Linked DNA regions of Homo sapiens: region 2 is linked to region 1. A link is an interaction called in ENCODE POLR2A ChIA-PET data of the cell type or tissue named here. Cell type or tissue: PC-9. All regions are shown on one strand. Region 1 holds the start of REPS2 (RALBP1 associated Eps domain containing 2). Region 2 overlaps REPS2 (RALBP1 associated Eps domain containing 2).

What was found. Peaks named below come from ENCODE experiments on the same cell type or tissue, not always from the same donor. Only the 100,000 strongest peaks of a DNase experiment are listed, where the experiment ranks them.
Region 2: POLR2A ChIA-PET joins it to region 1 with 23 read pairs; 3 of 35 experiments call an interaction of 5 or more read pairs at or near these places.

Annotation. Positions count from the first base shown.
Region 1 is chrX:16,941,789-16,949,788 of GRCh38, forward strand. It overlaps REPS2 (RALBP1 associated Eps domain containing 2), which reads left to right and starts at 4,870. Exons shown (of 18, transcript NM_004726.3): 1 at 4,870-5,346. The coding sequence starts at 5,074. In PC-9, no CTCF peak of the experiment used is centred here; a DNase peak (open chromatin) is centred at 4,813; H3K4me3 peaks cover 1,808 bases.
Region 2 is chrX:17,073,837-17,081,836 of GRCh38, forward strand. It overlaps REPS2 (RALBP1 associated Eps domain containing 2), which reads left to right. Exons shown (of 18, transcript NM_004726.3): 12 at 278-323; 13 at 3,435-3,571. Among named protein-coding and RNA genes, the nearest start is that of REPS2, 130 kb to the left of the region's middle. In PC-9, no CTCF peak of the experiment used is centred here; a DNase peak (open chromatin) is centred at 4,375; H3K27ac peaks cover 768 bases.

The DNA.
Region 1 (8,000 bases):
TCGCTCTGTTATCCAGGCGGGAGTGCAGTGGCACGAACTCAGCTCACTGCAACTTCCGCCTCCCAGGTCCAAGAGATTCTTGTGCCTCAGCCTCCCGAGTAGCTGGGATTACAGGTATGAGCCATCACGCCCAGCTAATTTTTGTATTTTTAGTAGAGACAGGGTTTTGCCATGTTGGCCAGGCTGGTCTTAAACTCTTGGCCTCAAGTGATCTTCCCATCTTGGCCTCCCAAAGTTCTGGGATTACAGGCATGAGCCACCATGCGTGGCCTTCTTTCCTTTTTTAAATTCTTTTTTTCTTTTTAAATTTTAAATAGAAGCAGGGTCTCATTATGTTGCTCAGGCTGGTCCGGAACTCCTGGGCTCAAGTGATCCTCCTGCCTCAGCCTCCCAAAGTGATAGGATTGCATGCATGAGCTACCACGCCTGGCCAGGTGGTGAGATTTTGAAATGGAAATTCCCAAGTGAAGTTAGTCTTTATTGCTCCTAATTTACATATCCTTTCTGCACTCTTGTTCCATTCCGAAGCTTTCTGTTGTTTTAGTTCCCTCCTGGCAGGTTGGATGCAAGACGTGGTGTAAAGAAAGCTTAGTGAAGAGGTGAGAACTTCTTCCTTCTGGAGAAGATCCTCTTCTCTGTTCCATTTTTCCAGATTCCAAAAGGAAAATATTACTCTGGTTATCACTGAGGTTGACATCATTTTTTATTTTTCTTCTTCTTATGTATCTCTCTTCACTCTCTCCCCCTTTCCTTTCCTTCTTTTTGTATTTACAATTTCATGATTTTTTCCCCTTCTCCTCTCTTCCTGACCTTGGTCCTTTAGTTGACCATAATACCAAAGTATATTTGTTATCGTCAGTGGTATTTCTTGAGATGTTTTTTGTCTCTGTTTTTAATAAAAATAAAACTATTTGGGGTGTAAGTTTTATATATCCCTTTATTAAAGCAAATTATAAAATGTATTAATTTTTTTATTGATACATAATAATTGTACATATTTACGGGGTATATGTGATATTTTGGTACATGTATACAATGTGTAATGATCAAACCAGAATAACTGGCATATCCATAATCTCAAACATTTATTATTTCTTTGTGCTCGGAACATTTCAAATCTTCTAGGTATTTTGAAATGTACAATAGGCTGGGCATGGTGGCTCATGCCTGTAATCCTAGCACTTTAGGACGCTGAGGCAGGTGGATCACTTGAGCCCTAGGAGTGGGCTAGCCTGGGCAACATAGCGAGACCTTGTCTCTATAAAAAATACACAAATTAGCTGGGCATGGTGGTGCACGCCTATAGTCCTAGCTACTCAGGAGGCTGAGGTAGGAGAATTGCTGGAGCCCAGGAGGTCGAGGCTGCAGTGAGCCGTGATTGCACCACTGCACTCCAGCCTGGGTGACAGATTGAGACCATGTCTCAAGAAAAAAGAAATACACAATAAACTGTTAATTATACTCACCTTACTTTGCTATCAAACACTAGATTTTACTCCTTCTAACTGTATTTTTGTATCCATTAGCTAACCTCCCTTCGTCCCCCAGCCCACCTTTCCCAGGTTCTGATAACTATTGCTCTACCTCCATGAGATCAACTTTTTCAGCTCTCCCATATGAGTGAGAACATGTGATATTTGTCTTTCTGTGTCTGGCTTATTTCACTTAACACAATGACCTTCAGGTCCATCCACGTTGCTGCAAATGACAGGATTTCATTCTTTTTTATGGCTGAATAGTATTCCATTGTGTATATATAACACATTTTCTTTATCCATGCACTATTGAGGGACACTTAGGTTGATCCATATCTTGGCTATTGTGAATAGTGCTGCAATAAACATGGAGGTGCAGGTATCTCTTTGATTACTGATTTACTTTCCTTTGAATAAATGCCCAGTAGTGGGATTGCTGGATCACATAGTAGTTTTGTTTTTAGTTTTTTGAGAAACGTCCATACTGTTTTCTATAAGGGCAGTACTAATCGTATTCTCAACAGTGTAAAAGACTTTCCTTTTCTCTTATATATGGAGTGAGATGATATCTCACTGTAGTTTTGATTTGCATTTTCCTGATGATAAATGATGTTGAGCATGTTTTCATATACCTGTTGGCCATCTGTATGTATTCTTTTGAGAAATGTTTATGCAGATCCTTTGCCCACTTTTTAATGGGATTATTATTATTTTTTTGCTGTTGAGTTGAGTTCCTTCTATATGCTGGATATCAGTCTCTTGTTGGATGAATAGTTTGCAAATATTTTCTCCCATTCTTCAGGTTATCTCTTCATACTGTTAATGTTTCCTTTGGTGTGCAGAAGCCTTTTAGTTTAATATATTTCCATTTGCTTATTTTTGTTTTTTTGGCCTGTGCTTTCAAGGTCTTAGCCATAAAATCCTTGTCCAGACCAATGTCCTGAAGCATTTCCCCAATGTTTTCTTCCAGTAGTTTTACAGTTTTAGGTCTTATGATTAAGTCTTTAATACATCTTCAGTTGATTTTTGTATAGGTGAGAGAGACATAAAGGTCTAGTTTTATTCTTCTGCATATGGATATCTGGTTTTCCCAGCACCATTTATTGGAAAGACTGTCCTTTCCCAATGTATTTCCTTGGTGGTTTGTTGGAAGTCAGTTGGCTGTAAATGTGTGGGTTTATTTCTGGGTTCTCCAGTCTGTTCTATTGGTTTATGTGTCTCTTTTCATGTCAGTACCATGCTGTTTTGGTTACTATAGCTTTGTAGTATATTTTGAAGTCAGGTAGTGTGATGCCTCCAGCTTTGTTCTTTTTGCTCAGGATTGCTTTGGCTATTCAGGGTCTTTTGTGGTTTTATACAATTTTTAGGATTGTTTTTTCTATTTTTGTGAACAATGTCATTGGTATTTTGATAGGGATCACAGTGAATCTGTAGATTTCTTTGGGTAGTATGGTCATTTTAATAATATTAATTCTTCCAATCCATGAGCATGGGATGCCTTTCCATGTTTTTGTGTCCTCTTCAATTTTTTAAATCAATGTTTTGTAGTTTTCTTTGTAGTAAAATATATTTTTTATTAGTGCTTAACCCTAGACTGATGTTTTCTTTTGGGTTATTGTTTCCCAGTGAGGCTTCATGCATATATTTCTGCAGGTCTTCCCAGGAAAAATGACATTTAAAAAGAGAATTTTTGGAAAAGAGATGCAGATATGTGGGCCTGATGCTGGAACTTCCAGTGCAATGGTGGGACAGACTTTTTTTCCAGTGGCTTCTTTTCTGGTCTCTCTTTCTCTCTCTCTCTTTGAGACAGAGTCTTGCTCTGTTGCCCAGGCTGGAGTGCAGTGGTGTGATCTTGGCTCACTGCAACCTCTGTCTCTTGGGTTCAAGTGATTCTCCTGCCTCAGCCTCCCAAGTAGCTGGGACTGCAGGCACTCACCACCATGGCCCAGCTAGTTTTTGTATTTTTAGTAGAGATGGGATTTCACCACGTTGGCCAGGCTGGTCTCGAACTCCAGGACTCAAGTGATCTGCCTGCCTTGGCCTCCCAAAGTGCTGGGATTACAGGCATGACCCACCGCGCCCGGCCTGGACTTTCTTTTAAAAGCGGCTAGAGGGCCAGGCGTGGTGGCTCAAGCCTGTAATCCCAGCACTTTGGGAGGCCGAGGTGGGGGGGTGGGGGTGGGGTGGATCACCTGAGGTCAGGAGTTCGAGACCAGCCTGACAAACATGGTGAAACCCCGTCTCTACTAAAAATACAAAAATTAGCCAGGAGTGGTGGCAGGCGCCTGTAATTCCAGCTACTCGGGAGGCTGAGGCAGGATAATCGCTCGAACCCGGGAGGTGGAGGTTGCAGTGAGCCAAGACTGTGCCATTGAACTACAGCCTGGGCAACAAGAGCGAAACTCCTTCTCAAAAAAAAAAAAAAAAAAAAAAAGTGGTTAGAGTACTAGCCAGGGGGAAGCAAGCACATTTGAAAAATATAGTGTGTATGCTTTAGGATAGGGAGGAATGGAGAGAGAGAGGAGGACATGGACCGGGGTGGAAAAATGTGGGGTTTCGCATTGATTTTTGGTGTGAGCTTGAACAAGTTTTGTACTAAAAAAAATGCCTGTTTTACTACTAAAATAAGTGCTTCCTTTGGAGAGTGAGGATCCTCTGTTACTGAGGTTTGTATTTTCAGGCCCTAGCATATAAATCTGCTACATACGAGATATTCAACTGGTTTTGGAGGAATGAAGGTGAACATGGCAGTTTCCTCATCTGTAAAAGCAGGGTTTGGACGAAATGATCTGCAAAATGGGTCTTTTTGTACTCTTACTACTCTAGTATTTACGAGTAACCGATGTTATTCCTTATAAAGTCTCAACTCCTGGTTTGAGCCATGTCTGACGAGGGGGCCTAACTCCAATACCACCCTGAACACTCTGGGGTCAGTGGGACCCTGTTTGTACAGACGTCTGCGTCTTCCGGCTCTTTAGGACATAAGCAGTACTGCTATGGAAGAAAGGAAACCTAATTTCCCATGCCTTGTCCCTTTCTGGAAAGGGCATGGCGTGGTGTGGGCACCACACCTGCCCCAGCCTTCTAGCAAGAAAACAACACAACCTTCCCCGCTCCCCGAAAAGAGCTTCTCTCCAGTTGGGTCTAGATGCCCCCTTCCCAACCAGGGCGGATGGCCAAAGGCTCCGCTCCCTTGCAGGGTAGGCTTGGAAAGGCACGGGGCCCGCCTTCCTGGGCACCGGAGCCTGTGACGGGCGGAGGGCGTGCGGCGCGCTGGGTTAGTTACCTGGCGCTGGGCGGGGCAAGCGGGAGGCGGGGGCGGGGCCGGGGTGACATCTCAGGCTGTGATTGGGCCGCGCCGCGCCTGTCTCCATGTGCCGCGCAGCTGAGGCACAACATTCAAGCCCGGGGGTGGGGCCGGCGCGCGCCGGGAGGAAGCGGCCGCGCGGCAGCTGCGGGGCGTGGGGGTGGTGGTGGCGGCGGCGGTGGTGGCGGCGGCGGCGGCGGCGGCAGCTGAGGCCGAGGAGGCGGTGGCTGTGGCGGACGCAGCAGCACCCCAGCTAGGGACAGGGCTCCGCCGCGCCCCCTTGCTGGCCCCATGGAGGCGGCAGCGGCGGCGGCGGCGGCGGCAGCGGCAGCGGCAGCGGCGGGCGGGGGCTGTGGCTCCGGGCCGCCGCCGCTGCTGCTGAGCGAGGGCGAGCAGCAGTGCTACTCCGAGCTCTTCGCGCGCTGTGCCGGCGCCGCGGGCGGGGGCCCCGGGTCTGGGCCCCCCGAGGCCGCCAGAGTCGCCCCCGGCACGGCCACTGCGGCCGCCGGCCCCGTGGCTGACCTGTTTCGGGCATCGCAGCTGCCCGCCGAGACGCTGCACCAGGTGGGTCCCTCCGCCTCCTGTCCCTGCGGGTCTGTGGGGCAGTGTGTGCGGGGGCGGAGGTTGCGAGTGGGGCGACAGGGCTGCCCCCAGGGACCCGGAGGCCTCGGCCAGTTCTGAGAGAGAGGACTCTGCAGCCGGGGATGGCGGCGACGCCCTTGTCCCCGGGGGACACCAGCCTCCTTCGCAGCTCAGCTCCTCGCCCAGTGCTGGGTGCGCTCTCCCCATCTTCCTTCCCTGAGACAGTCTGACACTCTCTCCCCTCCCCCGGCCATTTCTGGGGTTCTGCAGCCGCCCAGACCCAAAGTTTGTCCTGTTCTGGAAGTGGTGTTTGTTTTGGCTGCTGCCTGGTTTAACCTCTGCTCGCTGCTCCTGCCCCTCCCTCTCCTGAGTGGGTTCTCAGGGTGCCTTGCTGGGATTTCAACTTGAAGGGTGTGTGTGTCCGTAGGGTTCGAGGCCCAGGGCTGAATGTTGTCCTCTCTATGTAGTTGTAATATATAAGTATCTACTATATGTAATTGCCCATAACATATTTCTAAATATTAATATTAAATCGAAAACCTTAATGACAAGTTGCAGAACAGGGACACGGGACTGCAAGAGGACGTTTGTCAAGTCAAAACCAAATTTCCCATTTGAGATTAGAGGTGGACTTCAGAAGTCCACCATGGGAAACAGCTGTAGTTTCCCATCTATCATTACTTGGACTTGAAATAGAATTGAAAGGTAAGGGATGTCATAGCTACCACCTTTTGGCTGTTCTATACTTGGAAAAGTACTAGGGGATGATACATACCAGACGCTGTTTTTGTTTTGTGCTTTCCTTGGAGCTTGGAGAAAGACTACTTGATAAGCCTTTGTCTGTCATTTCATGTCACCAGCACTTCATGGTGATAAGACTGTTAATATCAGGTTCAAAACGTGAAATGAAGCTTTTCCTAAAAGCAATAGTATGAATGTTATTAACACCAATGGAATATTTAGAGTGGCGAGTGGTATTTTAAAATCTAGTTTCAAAGGAGAACTGAGGGTTTTATGGTTCACTTGCAATGTCATTGTGTTCATACGTATTTTTAAAAAAATTGCTTAAGACTGCGTTTTATACTGCTGGAGTGTTTTTACTGCTATATGTTTGTGAGCATAACTTTAGACACTTTGTAATCTTTCACCCTTTTGAATTTGGGATTTCTGAAACTGTAACTAGTATTCACAGAACTTAGCATGGCTGTTTATCCCTAAAGAAGTCCTTGATATGTAGACAGTTCTGCCATTGCTGATGAGTAGTTGAGCTGGATCAGGTAAAGAGAAAGTCAGTGTCTTAAAACACAAACCGTGGCTATTACATGAGGCCCTCAGAATAGTCCCGAGCATAATACATTTATTCAGTGCTGTAGCTGCTTCCCAGCTGAAAGAGGAATAATTGACTGAGGCTATGCAGCAAGTAAGTGACAGCTGGGTACCTATTAAGGCTTATTTTGTTGTCAGTAATGCATCGGATAAGAGGAGGTGGGCATAGTAAATCTGAATATGTTGGTTGATGCCTCTTTAGGAATTGGGAAGAAGGATTTCCTGATGTTAGAACCCATGCTTTCTTGAGGTACATATAGTTTTAAAAGGACCCAAGGCACAGTGGCTGTGCGTGAATGAGATTATATTTTTGATGTCCAGTTGAAATCTGCTTGCAAAAGACTGCTTCAGATACTGGCAAAAGGGGACATCCCTGCGAGATTGCTTGGAGTAAATCTCTCAGAGCTCGAAGCTCCCTTATTCAGCCTAGCAAAGCAAAACACATCATCCACCTTTAATCCAACAAAATTACCATAACTCAATATTCTTGGTACAGGTGAAAATGAACATTGAAGGCATCCTGGACATGTGATCCTAAGAGAGTCAAACAAAGTCAGCAACCAGCAGACACCTAATTTTCACCCATCACTTTGGTGGTGGTGGTGGTGGTGGTGGTGGTGGTGGTGTGTGTATGCTCCATCCACTTTAATTTGCATTACCCCATCAGTGTATTAGCCATTCTTTAAAACAAACGTAGATGTTTTTACCCTTTCTCTGTTAAACAGGAACCTGTAAGTTGAGATTTAAGTGCCCCAACAGGTATAACTGCTCAAATCTTGGAGGCACTAACCAGTCCTGATATTTTCTATGGTAACAACCAGGTTTTCCTCTTAATAAGCATACAATTAAGATTACCATAATAATGTTCCAGGAAGAGTGAGAATCTTGCATTCTTACCACAAGTAAATGGTCTATAAAAATACTTATTTTTTATTTATTTATTTTTTGAGATGGAGTCTCGTTCTGTTGCCCAGGCTGGAGTGCGGTGGCGTGATCTTGGCTCACTGCAACCTCTGCCTCCCGGGTTCAAGCGATTCTTCCGCCTCAGCCTCCTGAGTAGCTGGGACTACAGGCGCACGCCACCTCTCCCGGCTAATTTTTGCATTTTTAGTAGAGACGGCGTTTTGCCATGTTGGCCAGGCTGGTCTCGAACTCCTGACTTCAGGTGATCCACCCGCCTCAGCCTCCCAAAGTGCTGGGATTACAGGCGTGAGCCACCATGCCTGGCCTTAACATATTTTTTAATAGACTATTTTTTTTTTTCAGAGCAGTTTTAGGTTCACAGCAAAATTTAGCAGAGTACCCATATA
Region 2 (8,000 bases), 130 kb after region 1:
ATACTGGAATGTCTTCATTAATTAACTTGGATTTGAGAATGGCCTCTCAAATAGTGCTTGACCAAAGGAAAAATATGCTGGTTTTTCTTTCCTTTTAATCGTTTCTTTAGATTTTGAAATAAAACAAGGAAATCATGAAAATGTGGGAGCCGTCCAGTTCTCCACATGGGCACTTTTACCTCACATTTACCTGTTGATGTGTTCTGTACTAGCCCAGGTGCTGCATATAAACTTGTTTAACTGCAGAAATGAAACCCAAGCAATATCTTTGTTTCAGCAACTCCCAAGGATTCCAACAGTCTCAAAGCAAGACCAAGATCCAGGTAGTGTTCGTTTAATTTCTGCTTTAATGCCCTTTGTGCCGTGCCCCTGCCTAGAAATAAGAACCACAAACCAAAACCCAACCCATGATTTCCTCTTCCTTTAGATGTAAAGCTTAGGATATGAGCCATTTCGCTCGTGCATGGCCTGATGGGAACATGCAGTAATGCTGGGAGCCTTGGTTTCTGTGGTCATTAGTGCTAGAAGGTGACCATGAATGCCCTACGGCCCCTCAACGTGAAGTGGATTGTGTGAGACAACCCAGTTGTTGCAAGATGATAACTTATAGGGGGAAGTAGCTTTGGAAAGAGGAAAATATGGGTAAGGTAACAGACACGAAAATTTGCTATCATGACAAGGTGAACACCAAAAAGTAAAAAGTCTGGGTAATAAAATCTACAGTAGGGAAAGAAAATGCTTCTGATAACTTCAGTGAAGCTTGCAGTTTCAGGTAAGCGATGTTTATGGTCTGTTTGAGCCTATCTTAGTGCCCCTGTAAGCTTCACATTTTTTAAGAGGCTAGTACAAGAGAGAAAGCCAGTAAGGCAGAGCTGTGGTTGATGTGAGACTCAGAAGAGAGGTGCAGAGGGGAAATACAGAGACACTAATAGAATTAATCCATTAAGGAAGGGAAATGGTATTGGTACTGTATTTCACTGGTAGAACTGCAGTGTAAGATAGGATAACGAGGATACCATGTGTGTGTTTTCTGTTTTGCTTTGGCTGTTAGTGACATTTTTCCCTCCTTTGCCTACTAGACACAATCCTGAAAAAGTAAATTTAAGTCTGATCATATTTTATATGCTTGAAATACTGATATTTAAGGAACCTCATCTCTTTGTAAGTCAAAGAGTTATCCTTTAGTTTATATGTGCATTTTCCAAATTGGGGTTTTGTTTCCTTGTTTATGTAAGATACAGATATCTATATTTTTATATTTATGTGTATTTAAAAACAATAGAGTAATTCATTTAGGTAGGAAGAAAAGGTGTAGGCATTCTTTCTGTGGTCAACACATTTACTCATCCTTTGTAAAAGGATGAATGGATCTTTTACAAACTAGTCTGTACTAGTTGTGGGATATGCTTTCATAGTAGGAATTGCCTTTGAATTGCAGAAATCTGTTATGTGTACTATGTTAACCATAAATCGAACCTCAAAGTTTTAGCTTCTGCTGACTTCCTCTCTCCCTGAAAGCCAGTGAAATTATAAAATCTCATAGCCACACGTTCTGTTATTAATGTGTCTGGCTAAATTTTACATATTATCCTTTCAGAGATTGCGCTTTTGGTCTAATTTGGAGGATTTTATTTTCATTACTTCTCACTGGGAAGAAGAGAATTGAATTGTTTTTATCCTCCTTTTTGAAATAATAAAGTTTTGTAGAAATATAAGGGAAAGAGGGAAAATCACCATTTTAACACCACTGCATTCATCATTTTGTTAACTCCCTGCACATTTATGTTTTAATTGGTTGCAGCAGTCATGGTTATACAATCTCACTTATTTTATATTCAGTAACTTTCCATATGAAGATATAAACATACAGGTTATATATGAAAATAAAATGAAAATGAGGAATGTGCGCTGTGGGATTGTGTGCTTAACAGTGTGCACGCATACACATTATTTACACACACATTATTTCTTTTTTGAGTGAAAGATGTCACTAAAGCTATATGTGGCATAGAAAGCTCTTTTCATTTCTAGCTAGGGTCTCTAATTGTCTTTTTTAAGTGAAGTGTTCCCATTTAAGAACCTTGTCCTTCCGTATCAGTTCCCTTTGATTCTTGTTGAAAGAGCCAGAGCATTCTTCCCTGCTAGTTTCTGCCTGTTGCTGCCTTGCCTGTCTTGCCAGTTATGTTACAGGGACCACCCCAGAACACGTCACATGCCATTATGGTGGCTTTATTAAAGTTACAACCTTGTAAGACAGACAGAACCCTCAACTACCACAAAGAATCCTTGAGAAATTTATTCAGGAAAATAAAAACTCACAATGTCAAAAACAGCTCTGTCAAGAACTGAAGGGGTTTAATAGTAACTGATATATTCTAACTTCATAAATGCCACTCTAATAGCTAAGTACGAAGAAGGTTTTCAGAGGTTAATTTGTCTCTCTAGGATGTACCTCTGACTCAGAGGTCGTTTTCTGCTTTGACATGAAGCTAGTTGAGAAGCTAAATAAAACAGATGTATACATCTACATCTTAGGGCCTTTTCGTGATCATCGTATTGGGAACCCGTCCTTAAACCTATTCCTAAGCAGTGTATGGAGTTGAATTTTATTTGGAAAGTAAGTAGGTCTCCAATAAATATTCTAGTTGCTATCACCAAAGTATTCCCCCGCCAACTCATAGGCAGTATGAGAACATTTTAAAAATGGGATATAGAAACAGAGATTGGAGTTTGAATCGAACTGTGTAACTTTCTATCTGACCTTTTGCAAGTTATTTAGTTCCTTTTTAAAAAGATGATATTACCAGAGTTACAATCTCAGAAGTTGCCTAGTTAATTATGCCTTGCTATAGATTGAGGAAGAAGGTTGAAAATGAGACTTTTGCTTTCTCAGGGAAAGACAAGCTAGACCCCTCAATCTGATTGATGTGTGTTTTCCTTTCCCAGCTTCGTTTGTGGCATATTCCCCTGAACATTGAATTCTTACCCTCAGCTTATCTGTCCCAATTCCACATGAGCCTGTCATCACATTTGCAAGTGAACAGGAGAAAAGTTCTCTGATCAGTTTATACCATGAAATACCATGAAGCCCTTCTGTTAGAACATGGAAATGCCTAAGCTGAGGGGCTCCATATTATTCTTATTAACAATTCCAATAGAAATGGATTTGAATTTACACAAAGTTTTTTTTGGGGGGTTGATTCAGATCTAAGGTATAATAAGAACAAAGAGGTTGAAAAGATCCCAATTCATAGTTGGATTTGGACAATTATTGTACATAGTGGCATTCAATGGGTAATAGAATTTATGGCTGCTTTGGTAGCTCATCGGTTCTTTGTAGTCACTTTGACTTCGTGGGTATTTTCCATTTCACCCCAACTTCAGAGAGTAAAGCTTTGCTATTTCGCTTCTGACCTTCCCTTATTTTGCTACAGATCTTACTCTAGCACCTCCATAGAAGAGGCCATGAAAAGGGGCGAGGACCCTCCCACCCCGCCACCTCGGCCACAGAAAACCCATTCCAGAGCCTCCTCCTTGGATCTGAATAAAGTCTTCCAGCCCAGTGTGCCAGGTGAAGTGCCCCTTGCCCCCTGAGCCCTTCCATTTCCTGTTGGAGCCAGCGGATGTGTGTCTGCCACAGTGGCCTCTGTGAGTCCGGAGAAAGAGCAGACCTGGCAGTTTCGCATTCCGTGAAGGTCTTCACGTGGCTATGGTATTCTTGGGAGAGAAAGCAATTCTAGACACATATGTAGCACATGTGTCTGGAGCCTTGCCCACACTTGTTATGGATCAAGAATTAGGAAATTCTCTACCAAGAGGATAAAAATGCTTCACTCCCATGCAGCCTGCTGAGTGTGTGGCTGGGGTCTTACTCTCTGCATCATTGGTAATTTGTGAACAAGATAGATCGCTGTCTGTCATTTCCTCAGATGCCTGTGTGGTCTTCTATGAAAGATCTTGGAGATTAAGGCCTAGCCAGAACCTTCTCCTGCATTTTACACTTATGGAGAAGATCCTGTGTCCTGTAGGATTTAATGCTGAGGGGACTCTGAATCTGACTGATGGTTGGGTGGTTGGTGGAGGGTCCTAGGGCAAGGGCTCCTTCAGGTGGGCTGCTCTGGGCTTCTGGGGATGGGATGTTCTTGAGCCCGCAGTTGTGTAGTGGGGCTGGAGGTGGGGGAGGCCCAGAGGGGCCCTGTCTGCTCCCTTGGCTTCCTGTGAAGTAGAAGATACCCTCCTAAGGAACCTAAGGAATAGAAGATGGGAGGCATGCCTTTGCTTTAGTGAAGGTGATAGGATACGGTGCTGTCCCAAGTGTTATTTTGGGAGCAGCAAGGGCCTTTCCACTGACTCATGCAGGCAAGCTATAAATACAATGATTTCCTGGAACTTTTTCTCCATCTATGTGCATTTTAAATCAGGCCAGCCTCAGATGCTAGTGATTTGCAGATTATTATCTTTTCTGCTAAAGCAAGAAAAGACTTTCCTTGGCTCACACATTAGCATGACCTCTGTGTCTGGGCAGAGCTCAGCATGTTTTATTTGTTCTAATAAAGTATTCTCCTCACAGTAAAGTTATAGATTGTTTTTTAATATACTAAAATCTGGAACTCTCTATCAAATTTAATTCTGTGCCATGAGTTCATCAGACAAAAATTTGCCTTGAATTTCCTCTCATACTTTGATCTGAATTCTGGCATAAATTTCATAGTGACTGGTATGTAGGGTGGGAGTAACCACAGGTGATGATGCTATAAAAATTTCACATGGCTGGCGGATTATGACCTGGAAGATTTTCCTATGGATGCGAGAAAATTAAAACAATCTGGGAAGCTATCTCAGTACCTTTACCTTGCAAGAAGGGAGGCTGGAAATGCTCACAGGTCTCTCTCAGGTTGTGTGACCCAGTAAGGAGATGCCAGCTGTACTGGAGAATTCACATGCTGTGGTTTTTACGACACTGCATCACATAGTGGAAGAGACAAAACTGGGTTTGGAGCTCAGCTCAGCTGCTTATTCACTGTTTGATTTTCAGCAAGTAGCTTAATGTTTATGCATCTCAGATTCCTAATCTGTACAGTAGAGCCAATACTCCATGGAGTTGTAAGGTTTTGGTGAGATAATAAACATAATCCAAATATGGGTTGAATATTCCTTATCCAAAATACTTGGGGTCACAAGTGTTTCAGGCTTTGGATATTTTTGGATTTTGGAATATTTGCATTATATGCTTACCAATTGAGCATATAATAAAAAAATCTGAAATGCTTCAATGACCATTTCCTTTGAGTGTCATGTTGGCACTAAAAAGTTTAGGGTTTTATAGCATTTTGGATTTTGGATTTTTGGGATTAGGGATACTCAACCTGTAGTACTGTATTTGGCCCACAGGCCTTAGTAAGCATGTAAGGCCCATATTCCCGTGGCCTGCAAGTATCAAGAATTTAATGCCTGAAATGGCAAGCCTCCACCGAGGAGGATAACACCCCGACTTCCTTGACCCCTAGCAGACAATTCTGTGATTCCTCCTACCCAGTTTCTCAGAAGGCTCGCAAAAGGACTGAACCCCAGTTGCCTGCCGTAGTACACCATTCATTGATGTACTTTTTCTTGTTTTGCTTCCCTCCTGCCCTGTCTCACTTTCCCCTCACTCGAATAATATACCTGTTCTCAAGTTCATATGTCAGGGGCTTCTTTAGAGAAAACCTGAATTAAGACAGCTTTCTTTGATATCTCTGTGTCAATGTGACTTCAAGATGAAAAGTATTTTGGTTTGATAATGCCCTGACGATCTCCCTTGTGGTAGGGCCTGATAAATCTAAGATTTAGACAAATAATAGCTAGGTGGGTGATGTCTCTGTTCATAGCCTAATTCCATTGTCTTTTCAGTACAAATTTATACAGATGAAATTTTAATGAGCAGTTTAAATTTATCACATGAAGAATAGAACATTTCTGCAGTATGAAAAGCAGGTGGTATAATTGCATCTACTTTATTTATTTTCATGTTGGTTAATTCTCACAGAAAAGTATAAGGGTCTGTCTAAATTATATAAAATTTTAGTGTATTGCATATTGCTAGAAATTATCGAAATGCTGACAAACTAGAAATGCATGAAATAGAGCTTAAACCTACCAGAAGAGTCTACTCACTGAGAATCATGGTGTACATTTAGGCATCCCTTTGCTGCACTTATCTTTATGTATCACTTTAGATAAATGGGATCACACTATGCTTGCTGTTCTGTATCCTGATCTTTCCAATTAACCATCTTTCTATTTCATATAGAGGATTGCACCGTTCCCTTTAAGGTGTGCATGATATGGATATACCATGGTTGACTGTGCTTTGATGGAGAGATCTCTCCCTTCTTCTCTCTGCCTTTTCTCTTCCCCATACTTTCCTCTTAAGCTCACCCACCACCCCACGACCCCAGCCCCCGTTCCTTTCTCACCCTTGCAAACAAACCTCTCTCTCTCTCCACCCCGACCCCCGTGTCCTCTTCATACCCCTCTGTTTCTCTTTTTGTCCTTCTCCCCCATCACTCCTTCACAGGTATGAGCCTCCCCTCACTCTCCCCTTGCCAAGCTCCCCCACACCACCACCTTGTTCTTATAATATAAACGAGGCAGAGGTTATTAATAATTTCATGTCCGTATCTTTGTTTCATCATCTAATTATTTTCTTAGGTTAAATCCTGCTGGTTGGAGTTGCAGGGTCAAAGGCTGTAGATGTTTAAAGTGTAGCTATATGTTGCCAAAGGGTGAGGTGGAACACCTGTCAACTTGCTCCATCATCAACACTGTCTGAAAGTGTTTCCTCACAATCTTGCCAACACTGCTTCATGTTCATCTTTTTAATCATTACCTGTGTAATAGGCAGTTTCATGTCCCTGATTCCTAGTGAGGCTGAGAATCTTTTTGTATTGTTATTGGCCATAAATATTCCTTCTCTTATGATTTGCCTGCTCAGAAGGCTTGGCCAGCTTCTGTTGCTACATCTCTCTTTGCCTAACCACGGGGACCACTTCTTTCTTCTTCATTTTGCCTACGTTCTGGACCTCCCTCCTGTCAGGCACTTGGGAATGTGAGGGTGGCCATGGGGAAGCCTACCTCACCTGCTGCTGTGCTGTTCCTTGTCCCTCCAGCCCCGCCCCCCATATCCCCTCCTTCTGCCAACTTTATCACTTAAGACAGACTGCCTGGGTCACCCTGTTTATGACAATAGAAGAATAAGGAAAGGTAAAGAAAAGAGGGGAAAATAATGTGAGATGAAGCAAGATGTGGACTTGAGTTGAAAGGGAAAGATAAAATGAAGCCCTTGTTTAATAAAATGAGACTCAGGATTGTGAAAAGCAGTGATTGAAGCTAAGGTGCTGATACAGAGTGGCTTAAAGTGGAGTGATAGTGTGGAAAGGAAATAGGATGGAGAGAAGATGCAAAGAAAAATGAAAGGAAAATGAAGGGAAAGATGGGATGGTTGTTACATAGGAGTGATGATGTTTATCCAAAGGAATAAGCAGGAAATAGAATAAAAAATTGTAGAACCAATGGAAGGAGAGTCCACAGACTCTTGGTGTAGGATTCAAGCAGCATTTAAAGGAATAGCTTAGAAGTAGGTGGCATTAATGCCTTTACATTTATGAAAATAGGTAACATGATATGGGGAAAAAGAACAAAGGGCTGATTTAGAATGTAAATCTATAAAAATGAATAAGGCCAACTTTGGAAATATAGAACAGTTGGCTTCAACTTTGGTGTCTGTAAAGAGAGTGTGAATGTGTGATTTATAGTAGCCTAGATGATTCCAGGGCTCTCTAGGTACTGGCATCAGACCCGAGGCATGTGTTTTCATAAGGAGAAGCGGATACACTATGATCGCTGTGTGTAACAGGGAGATCACCATTTGTAATAGCTGACCCAGTTCTTGGAGCCATTGCCTCACAGTCCCACACAGCTGCTGTGTTTGAGAGATAGCAAAAATGTGCAAGAAAGTCTAA